2 separate regions of the Homo sapiens genome follow, and region 1 is linked to region 2. Evidence: chromatin loops called from intact Hi-C (ENCODE). Cell type or tissue: K562. All regions are shown on one strand.

What was found. Peaks named below come from ENCODE experiments on the same cell type or tissue, not always from the same donor. Only the 100,000 strongest peaks of a DNase experiment are listed, where the experiment ranks them.
Region 1: it touches region 2 in a loop (6-fold over the local background); 9 of 110 quality-filtered maps call a loop at or near these places.

Annotation. Positions count from the first base shown.
Region 1 is chr10:70,741,468-70,746,467 of GRCh38, reverse strand. It overlaps ADAMTS14 (ADAM metallopeptidase with thrombospondin type 1 motif 14), which reads right to left. Exons shown (of 22, transcript NM_080722.4): 13 at 2,787-2,920; 14 at 2,279-2,402; 15 at 1,162-1,242. Among named protein-coding and RNA genes, the nearest start is that of TBATA, 41 kb to the left of the region's middle. RefSeq lists enhancers at 897-1,066, 2,598-3,401, 3,641-3,935. In K562, a CTCF peak has its summit at 2,713; DNase peaks (open chromatin) are centred at 2,407, 2,951, 3,797 and 4,378; H3K4me3 peaks cover 1,939 bases.
Region 2 is chr10:70,665,076-70,670,075 of GRCh38, reverse strand. No RefSeq gene overlaps it. Among named protein-coding and RNA genes, the nearest start is that of ADAMTS14, 4.9 kb to the left of the region's middle. RefSeq lists a cis regulatory region at 2,314-2,969. In K562, no CTCF peak of the experiment used is centred here; DNase peaks (open chromatin) are centred at 2,675 and 4,968.

The DNA.
Region 1 (5,000 bases), 76 kb before region 2:
CCAAAAAGAAACCTGATACCCATTAGCCGTCATGCCTCTTTCCTTCCCCAGCCCCTGGCAGCCACGGATCTATTCTCTCTCTGTCTGTGGATTTGCCTCTCTGGACATGTCCATTTTTTGACAGCCAATTTAGTTTCAGCAAAAACGAAACAAAACATCACTCATATTATATTAATGGCCTTAATTTAAATTTATTAACTTATTGTGGTATTCTCATTTTTAATCGAGCCTAGCTTCATAGTTAGATAACTGTTACAAGCACAAGGGTGTCACCTCATTTAGTGGCTTGGTGTTTAAGTATGATTATAATGAGAATAATGTAAGGGCCTGTGTGGTAGACTGCAGAATGCCTCTACATTCCTCCTATTCCTCTATGCATGCTGCTTTGCACAGTAACTTCACCACTTCTACCATCAAGAGCTAGTCTATGTTTCTACCCCTTAAATCTGGGCTTGTCCATGTGATTTGGACTAATGGGACGCTAGAAAACATGACACAAGCCATTCCTGAGGACTATGTGACAGATATAATGTGAATAACACTGGGTTAGCCTGTTGAGGACACAGCCCTGCCACCTCCATGACCCCAGCTGACAGCCAGTACCAACCACCAGACATGTGAGCGAGGCCATCCTAGACCAACCAGCTCCCAGAGACCTACCAGCTGAGGGCATCTGCATGACTTGGTCCAAGAAGACAAGTAGAAGAACCACCCCACAGAGCCCAGCCCAAACTGATGACCCATAGGACCGTGAGCTAAGAATTATTCTTGTTTGAAGCCACTAAGTTTTGGAGTGGTGTGTTAGGCAGCAAAAGCTGACTGATACACTCTGTGAACATGGCTTTCCTTTAACAGCCATCTATGTGCACAAGAAATTATTAACAGTAGTTGCCCTTAGGGAAGAAAACTGCCCCCAGGGTACAGGGGTAGAAAGGGGACTCTTTACTAGGTCCCCTTTGAGACCTTCTGAAATGTAAACCATGGAATGGGTTACCCATGCAGCATAAATTTAAAATAAAATGAAAAGGGGGTCTCTGCCCATTACTCCAGTTAGTACAATTCCACTTGTACTAGAATCTTGTCCTCTGGTCTCCCAGCTCCCCCAAGTCAGAGGGCAGGGCCTGGGGCCCTGCTGTCCCCTCCCAGCACCCCAGCACTCACCAATGCGGTGGGGGGACTTCTCCAGTGCCTCAATCTGGATGTGCCTGGCACCTGCTGGGATCTGCACCAGCTTGAGAGCTCCTGCCACACACAGGGATCCAGAAGTCGTGAGCATCCTAAGCTGGTGGTCCCACTGCCCAGCGTCCCCCACTCCCTCACTGGGCACCCAGGAACATCTCATTTGATCACAGAACCTCTCTGAATCTCTGTATCCTCATTTGTAAACTGAGGATGAGACCTTCTCCATGAGGGTGCTGGGAGGATCGAATGAGACATGTCCTGTAAACTCTAAGGGCCTCCGTGTGTGTGAGAGCTGCTATTACTTCCCTCTTTCCTGACCCTCTTCCTCTCCGTCTCACTTCTGCCCTTCCCCCCGTCCCTTTTTGCTCCTCTGACTCTCTCTCCCTGCTTCTTCTCACACCTTAAGCTACTTGCTACTGATGGGATTTAAATGATAAAGGCCATGAAGACTCCACATGACTGTCCTGAGCCGCCCTGGCCCTCCCGACCCAAGGCCTGGACTTTCTCAGAGCCACCAACCTTGTCCCCAACAATCAAAGGTGAGACAAAGTGTAACATCTCCCAAGGGAAAATAGGCCCCATTTATACTAAAGTGTGAAGGACTGATATCTGGTTCTTTTCCACAGCAAGTCTGGTCAGATTGGAGGTAGAGAGGAAAGTCAAGGAACTCAAAGATACCAGGAATTCAAAGCAGAAAGTGCCACAGGTTTAAAAAAAAATAAGGAAGGAGAGAGGAAAAGAAAATTATCAGTCCAGTCTTGGCTACACCTTTAGATCTGTCTGATGCCTCCCACCCACCAATAGTCCCAAGGTCCAAGGGATGGCCGAGCTCCCATCACAAAACTTTACCTAGCGGGAAAATGTCTCTTGGAGCTCCTGGGCCCCAAACTCAGGGAGGAGCTTGCCTGAAAGGTGAGGTGACTGGCTGCAGCACCTGGCTCACCAGCCTGGGCAGCCCAGGAAGGCCTGGAGATGGGCCCCAGGGCCCCTTCTCCCCACCCCAGACTGTGGCACAGTTCAAGGAGGGAGGGCCCCCTGAGGGACGGCAAGAACTCCAGTCAGCCCTCGTCATCCCCCCAGCCCCAGCCCGGCTCACCTGCCTGCTTGGAGGCCTTGCCCAGCGTCCCCTTCACAGTCCTGCAGTGGGAGTTGTCACCCCCGCAGACTCCACACTTGTCATCCGCCTTCATGGACCCCACCTCCTTGTCACAGCCGACAGGCTGAGGCCAGAGGTGAGGTCAGTGGGAGGAGGCTCCCCTGCCCCCACCGCCACCCCGGGGCTCCCATTCCCATCCCCAGGCCCTGGTCAGGAGAAGACCTCTGGCCTGGGAGATGTCCCTGGACAGGATTCTGGCACGAATTCACCGTGGGACCTGGGTGAGGTCTTACACCCGGCGTGATGAGGATTCTTGCCATCTCCTCTCCCCTCCAATGGGGCTGAGCAATAATTAGCCCCTTCCAGCACCCCAGGGCTATGCTGAGGACCAACAGGGTGTTGCGAGTGGGCCGGTGAGGCAATGCTCATCTTCCCAGGCAGGAGGGGCTACAGTGCAGCCCTCCAGTCTCCCTGTGCCGGTAGTCGGGGTGGCTGGGGGTGCACCCACCACACACTCGCCACGCGCACAGACGCTGTATGGGTCCCGGTAGCTGCAGCGTGTCCCATCGTGAACCACCTGGTTCATGAACACCACGTCCCCCGTGTCCGCCGACTGGCAGATCAGCTCACACTTCTGGGCGTCTGTAGGGAGAGGGACTATGCTGAGTCCCCAGCTGGGCTCAGAGAAAGTGGCCCAGGACAGATCAGTATGTGGTCCAGCCAGAAAGCTCCGGGGCCAGCTCTGGACAGTTGGGGGAGCACTGGGTGTGGCACGGGGGCTGAAAATCCCTGCTGTGTCACTTATTAGCCATGTGACCTTGGGTAAATGCTCTGACCTCTCCCAGCCTTTGTTCCCTATTTTTATTATCCCTAATCAGTAAAATGCCACATCGGCTTATTGAGAAAAATCAAGTGATAAAGTAATAATAAGCCAATGCTTAGTGAATGCTTACTATGTACTAGATATTTCTAAAACCTTCACATGCCCTTAAAATACAGCTTTAATGGCTTTTCATGAATTAACTCATTTAACCCTCTCAACACCTCAATGAGGTAGGTGCTAGCATTACAGAGGAGGAAATTGAGGACCAGAGAGGTTAAGGAACTTGCTCAAGTCCACACAACCACACGATAAGTGGTTCAGCCTGGATTCTAACCTTAGCAGTCTTGCCTGAGTCCTGCTCTGACCCCTACAAAACTTCACTGTGCACATGTATGACATGCGTCTTAACATGTTTGTAAACATTAGAAGGCTGCGTGAAAAAAAGGCAGAAAAGTGGTCTGTATCTGGGTTTGCAAAATGGAGCAACAGTCAGGGAGAAAGAGAGTCCTTTCTGGTCCTAACAATTAAATGTTTCCTTCTTTATGTGGGCTATAGATATCCTAAAAAGGAGGTTCCAGAGCATATATAAACACTTACTGTGCTTCTTAGAAAAAAGGAAGTTGGGGGCTTAGCTAACTTCCTGGAATTCGTCTAACAGTCCTGGGAAAAACCCAAAGTCCAGCTGCCCCACGGGCCTCCCAGCCCCTCCTCTCCCCAACGCTGTGGCTGCTGGTTTGGTTTCTGAATGGATCTGGAAGGCTTTCAAACCAAGATTCCCTCAGCCAATTACTAAGGAAACTCTTGGGCTCTGCTCTGGTCCCTGGGCTCCAGCACAGCTGGTAACTCCTTGTCTCCAGCATGAAGGACTCAAGTCTGGAGCCACAACCTCCAAGACCACCTTGGATTTCATCCACAGGAACCAGATTCCTGTAGGGACCTGGGTCTGGGGGAGCTCCAACCCAGGACAGGCAGGATCCTGACCCAGGCAGGCAGCTCTCTAGGCAGCAACGGAAGCCACAACCTCCAAGACCACCTTGGATTTCATCCACAGGAACCAGATTCCTGTAGGGACCTGGGTCTGGGGGAGCTCCAACCCAGGACAGGCAGGATCCTGACCCAGGCAGGCAGCTCTCTGGGCAGCAACGGAAGCTCTCTGGGCAGCAACAGTGCGAAGGGAGTGGTGAGCTCCCCAGAGTAGGAGGAATCCAAGCAGAGAGAAGACACCCCCTGCAAGGATGCTCTGGAAGAATCTGGCAATGACAGGCCTCTGAGGTCCCTTCCAACCTGAAGAGTCTGTCATTCTAGACCAGAGCTGAAGAGCTGACAGTTCTGGGGTGGAGCCCAGGCTCCAGGGAGGAAAGCCCGTCCTGATGGGAGCTGTCTGGGCCAAGAGTTGTGTGATGGAGAATGAGCATCTGTCCATGGAGGACCCATGGAGAGGCTGGCAGGGGAAAGCTGGAATCAGAGGATCATTGAGGGCTCTTCCAGCCGAGGCTCTGACTTGCCACGAATCCCAACCCTTCACTGGATGCTCTGCCGCTATGGAGCCATCACTGGAAACACTCAAAAATAGATGGGAACTGGCACCACTATGGTCCCCAAATTCAGACTCTTTACAGGAGTCTAGAAGTCCTGTGTATGTCCCAGGGCAGCCTAGAGAGTCGTTATGAAGATCCCACCAGATCCTATCTGCGTGCCTTCCAAAATCATCTCATCGACTCTGCTGAAACCACAACCCAATCAGTAAAACCTAAAAACACAGCGTGTAATAGGACTGAGCTCCTCAGGACACTGGTCATGCAACGGGAAGGGCGCCTGCACCTATATAATTCTTCTCCCTGCAGGTAGGGACAGAAGACGAAAGGCAGGCAACCCTAACAGCCAACACTGCTGCCGGCC
Region 2 (5,000 bases):
CAGGGGAGACAGAGAGGAAGCAGTGTTCCTGGTTGGGAATGGCACGAGCATGGGCAGGAGGGGGCGGCCTGCCATGAGCCTCCCAGGCAGGAGGAGAAAAGGCTGGACTAGCTAGAGCCCATGGAAGGCTCCTGTGACAGGTAGGCCAGAAAGACAAAGTGGAGGTGTCTATCCCCAAAAGGTGACTGTGGCAAGAGTTTGAAACAGATGTAATGAGTGGGCTGGGGCTTGGGCAACGGCCCAGGATTTGACCCTGAGGAGCAAGGTGGTCCCAGCCTCCACCCACGTTCCTTTGAGCATAAACAAAAATGCAGAGATTTGGAGATAGAGGGGTTGAGAGGCAATCTCCAGTCCTGTGCCCCACTCCATTTTATAGTTAGGTAAACTGAGGTCTGGAGAGGAAAGCAGACTTGCCTCTGGTCACACAGCTAGTTTAGAGGAGGGCCAGTTCCCCTGGCTTCAGAAAAGCACAACCTCTGCTGAGCGCCAGCTCTCTTCCCCTCTTGCTCCATCTTCCAAGATAAAGATGAGGAGGTTCAAGGTTGAGACAAAATATCCCCACCCCAGCAGGAGTCCCAGATGCCCCCACAAGGAAGTAAGAGTGTCAGCTTGTGATAGGTCTCTGCAGCAAGAGGCCAACAGCTCCACGAGAGTGACCCAGAGGCAGGGGGTCCAGCAGGCAGCTATCATTTGTTGAGAACCAGCTGCTGTGCTAAGTGTTTACCTGTTTTATCCACACCTGGAGGAGATGAGTACTCTGAAACACAGGAAGAGGGTCCTTGTCTTCCAACCCATGGTGTGACAAGTGACCAGTAGGGCTCTGAAATGCTCTGGAGAAGAGGAGTTCCACCCTAGCTCACTGAAAGCCATCACCATCCACCCTGGATAGCCAGTTAGGAAGTCAGACAGCTGGACCACCCTAGTCACCTCTCTCACCCACCACATCAATCCCCTCCAAGTCCTGTGGAGTTGACTCCAAAGGATATTCCAAATACAGTAACTTCTTTCCATTTCAAATGCAACCCCATCTCCCAGCAGGCCACCAGCAGCCCTCTGTGGACACTGCTGTAGGTTTGTCCTAACAGATAACCCCACTCTTCTCCGGGCCCCGGAATCTCTCCTCCAACTACACCCAGAGATGTTTGAGACATCACATGGCCCTCTCTGCTATTAAACCTCCAAAGGCTCTGTTCCTCTTGGAACAAAGATCAGACTCCCTGTGCCCACCTTCCTGCCTCTGTTACGGACAAAGCTGGTCCTCTCAAAAAAATGAGGTATTATTCTCCGTTTGGTGTCACAAAGTCAGTACGCAAAACTGAGAGTGAGCATCAAGCAGTGCAGGCTTTATTTAATGGCCATGGAATTGAGAAGTGGGAGCTTGGCTCACGAATCAACTGTCAGCAGGTTCCATGATGCCCCACAAGCCGCAAAACCAGCAAGTTTTTATTAGTGATTTTCAAAAAGGGAGGGAGTGTATGAATAGGGTGTGAGTCACAGAGATCACGTGCTCCACAAGGTAATAGAATATCACAAGGCAAATGGAGACAGGGCAAGATCACAGGACCACAGGACCGGGGCAAAATTAAAATCGCTAATGAAGTTTCGGGCACATGTTGTCATTGATAACATCTTATCAGGAGACAGGTTTTGAGAGCAGACAACTGGTATGACCAAAATTTATTAGGCGGGAATTTCCTCTTCCTAATAAGCCTGGGAGCGCTACGGGAGACTGAGGCTTATTTCATCCCTACAGCTTCGACCATAAAAGACGGCTGCCCCCCGAAGCGGCCATGTTAGAGGCCTACCCCCAGGGACGCATTCTCTTTCTCAGGGATGTTCCTTGCTGAGAAAAAGAATTCAGCAATATTTCTCCCATTTGCTTTTGAAAGAAGAGAAATATGGCTCTGTTCCATCTGGCTCACCAGTGCTCAGAGTTTAAGGTTATCTCTCTTGTTCCCTGAACATTGCTGCTATCCTGTTCTTTTTTCAAGGTGCCCAGATTTTCTATTGTTTAAACACACATGCTCTACCAACAATTCGTGCAGTTAACGCAATCATCACAGGGTCCTGAGGCGACATACATCCTCCTCAGTTTACAAAGATGATGGGATTAAGAGATTAAAGTAAAGACAGGCATAGGAAATCACAAGGGTATTGATTAGGGAAGTGATAAGTGTCGATGAAATCTTCACAATTTATGTTCAGAGGTTGCAGTAAAGACAGGCGTAAGAAATTATAAAAGTATTAATTTCGGGAACTAATAAATGTCCATGAAATCTTCTCAATCCATGTTCTTCTGCCATGGCTTCAGCCGGTCCCTCCATTCCGGGTTCCTGACTTCCCACAACACTGCTCAGCTTGTGAGTGCTGGGAAGTCACAGATACAGGGCATCTTTAATAAAGATGTTGAGCATTGAAAACAAGGGGAGGAATATTCATGCCTTCTCTGGGAATGGGCGGAGAACTTCTGGGAACCAGAGTTGCCACCTTCCTTTTTGTCCTTTCGTGGTTTGTTCTAGCCATTGGCATGGTGATTATCAACTGTGGTCATGATGGTAAGAGTGTCATTTAGCCTGGAAATTAGATTATAATGAAGTTAGAGGTTCTTCAGAGGTCAAGGGAACTGTCATCTTGGATCCCACCAGTCTTAGCTGCTTAGTCACGAGGGGGAACTTCTGACCTCGGATGTCCTGTTTTCTAAAGATAAGCAGAGTTAAGGTGGGGTGAAAAGTCACTGAGGTCACGTACACTGGGTAACCCTCCAGCCTAGCTCCTTGCAGGCACCTTTGCACAACAGGCTGTTCTCTCTGCCCATAATGCCCAACCCTCTCTCTTCTCCCAGTCAATGCCTGCTACCCTCAGACATCATCCTTTTAGTTCTCTCTTCCCCAAGCCTGTCCTGGCCTCCCAACCAGGTCAAATCCACCTGCTGTTGTACCATCTCTGGGCCCCTGCACAGCAGTTTTTGCTGTTGAGTTTCTCCTGATTCTCTGTGATTCACAGATGAACACCTGCTTCCCCCAGACTGAGTTTCACAGGGAACAGGGACCACATTTGGGGTTCTCTCCTCATTGTATCCCCAGTGGCTACCCTGTGTTGGGCACATGGGAGGCCCTTAATAAATATTAGTTAAATTAGTAATCAAATGAACGGAAGTTGGAGAAAGAACAGTTCACGGAAAATTTGGCAAGTCAAGCATTTCCCAGAATAATCATTCCAGGGGAAAACGTGAGACACATGTGTGTAAATTCTGAGTGGCCATCAACAAACATCACCAGGCTCCACAGTCAGGCACGGATGCAGGAGATGAGTTGCCTTTCTGAGTTGCCAAGCCTTGAAAAGATATTAAAAATAACAAATATAATCATCATAGCTAATATTTGTTGGCCAGCCCCTTTATACATTTACCTCCACTCCTGCAACAACTTTGTAAGGTCAGCATCCTCATCCCCACTTGCAGAAGAGGAGTCTAAGACTCTGCCAGGTTGGGCAGCTCTGCCAGTGCTCACAGCACTCATAGCTGGTAAATATCAGAGCCATATTCAAACCCAAGTCAGATTCCAGCTCCCAGGCTTCCAGGCACACGGTGATGCTGCCAAGAGATTCTCCCACCTCCACCTTCTTGGAGATCACTTAGTTCATTTTGTTTTCCTTGGTTATTATTATTATTATTATTATTATTATTATTATTATTATTATTTTGAGATGGAGTTTCACTCTTGTTGTCCAGGCTGGAGTGCAATGACTCGATCTTGGCTCACTGCAACCTCTGTCTCCTGGGTTCAAGCGATTCCCCTGCCTCAGCCTCCCAAGTAGCTGGGATTACAGGCATGGGCCTGTAATTTTTGTATTTTTAGTAGAGATGGGGTTTCACCATGTTGGTCAGGCTGGTCTTGAACTCCTGACCTCAGGTGATCTGCCCGCCTCGGCCTCCCAAAGTGCTGGGATTACAGGCGTGAGCCACCGTGCCCAGCCTCCTTATTTTATAAAACTGTTTGTTAGTGGAAACGACAACACATGCAGAAAAACACCACCTGCCTATTGTACAGAGGGGCAAACTGAGACCCAGAGAGCAGAGTTGACCTTGCAACACCACACAGAAAGATCATTCAGGGGCAGGATAACACCTCAAGTCTCCTGGTTCCTGGTTCACAGTGATCTTAGAGTATTGGTGATATTGGTTCCCCCTTTGGTCATTCATCGTTAGTTCCTACCTCAGCCCAAAGGGAAGGAAGAGGAAGAAGAGTCTGAGTCTCTTCCTGCTGCTACCTGAGAGCCACCGTCATGCACAGCAGCTCTAAGCCAGTGGTTCTCAAATCAGCGTCCCCCTGTGCAGCAGAATCAGCATCACTTGAAAGTTTTTAGACAGGCACATTCTCAGGCCTCACCCCAGGCCTACTCAACCAGAAACTCTGGGGAAGGGGCCCAGCAATCTGTTTTAACCTGTCCTCCAGGGGACTCTGATGCATGCTCAAATTTAAGAATCACTGTTCTAAACAAAGCCTTGAAAACTGGGGCCAGGCTGGGAGCAATGGCTCACACCTCTAATCCCCAGCCCTTTGGGAAGCTGAGGCCAGTGGATCACTTGAGCCCAGGAGTTCAAGACTTTCCTGAGCAACATGGCAAAACCCTGTCTCTACAAAAAATACAAAATTAGCCAGGCGTGGTGGTGCACCTGTAGTCCCAGCTACTTGGGGAGGCTGAGGTGGGAGAATCACCTGAGCCCAAGGAGGTCGAGCCTGCAGTGAGCCATGATCACTTGACTAGATGACAGAGTGAGACTGAGTCTCAAGAAAAAAAAAAAGAAAAAGAAAAAGAAAACTGGGGCCAAATGAAGACTGAGAGCAAACTCACTAACTGAAGATCTGTGACTTGCTCCTAATTCAAGGCCACCACTCTCATCTCCTATCCCCTGTCTCCAAAGCCTGGGCTGGTGCTGCATCTGAACTCCAGGAGTCTGGCAGAGCTCCAGAAGCCTCCAGATGTGCGGGAGAGGGGCT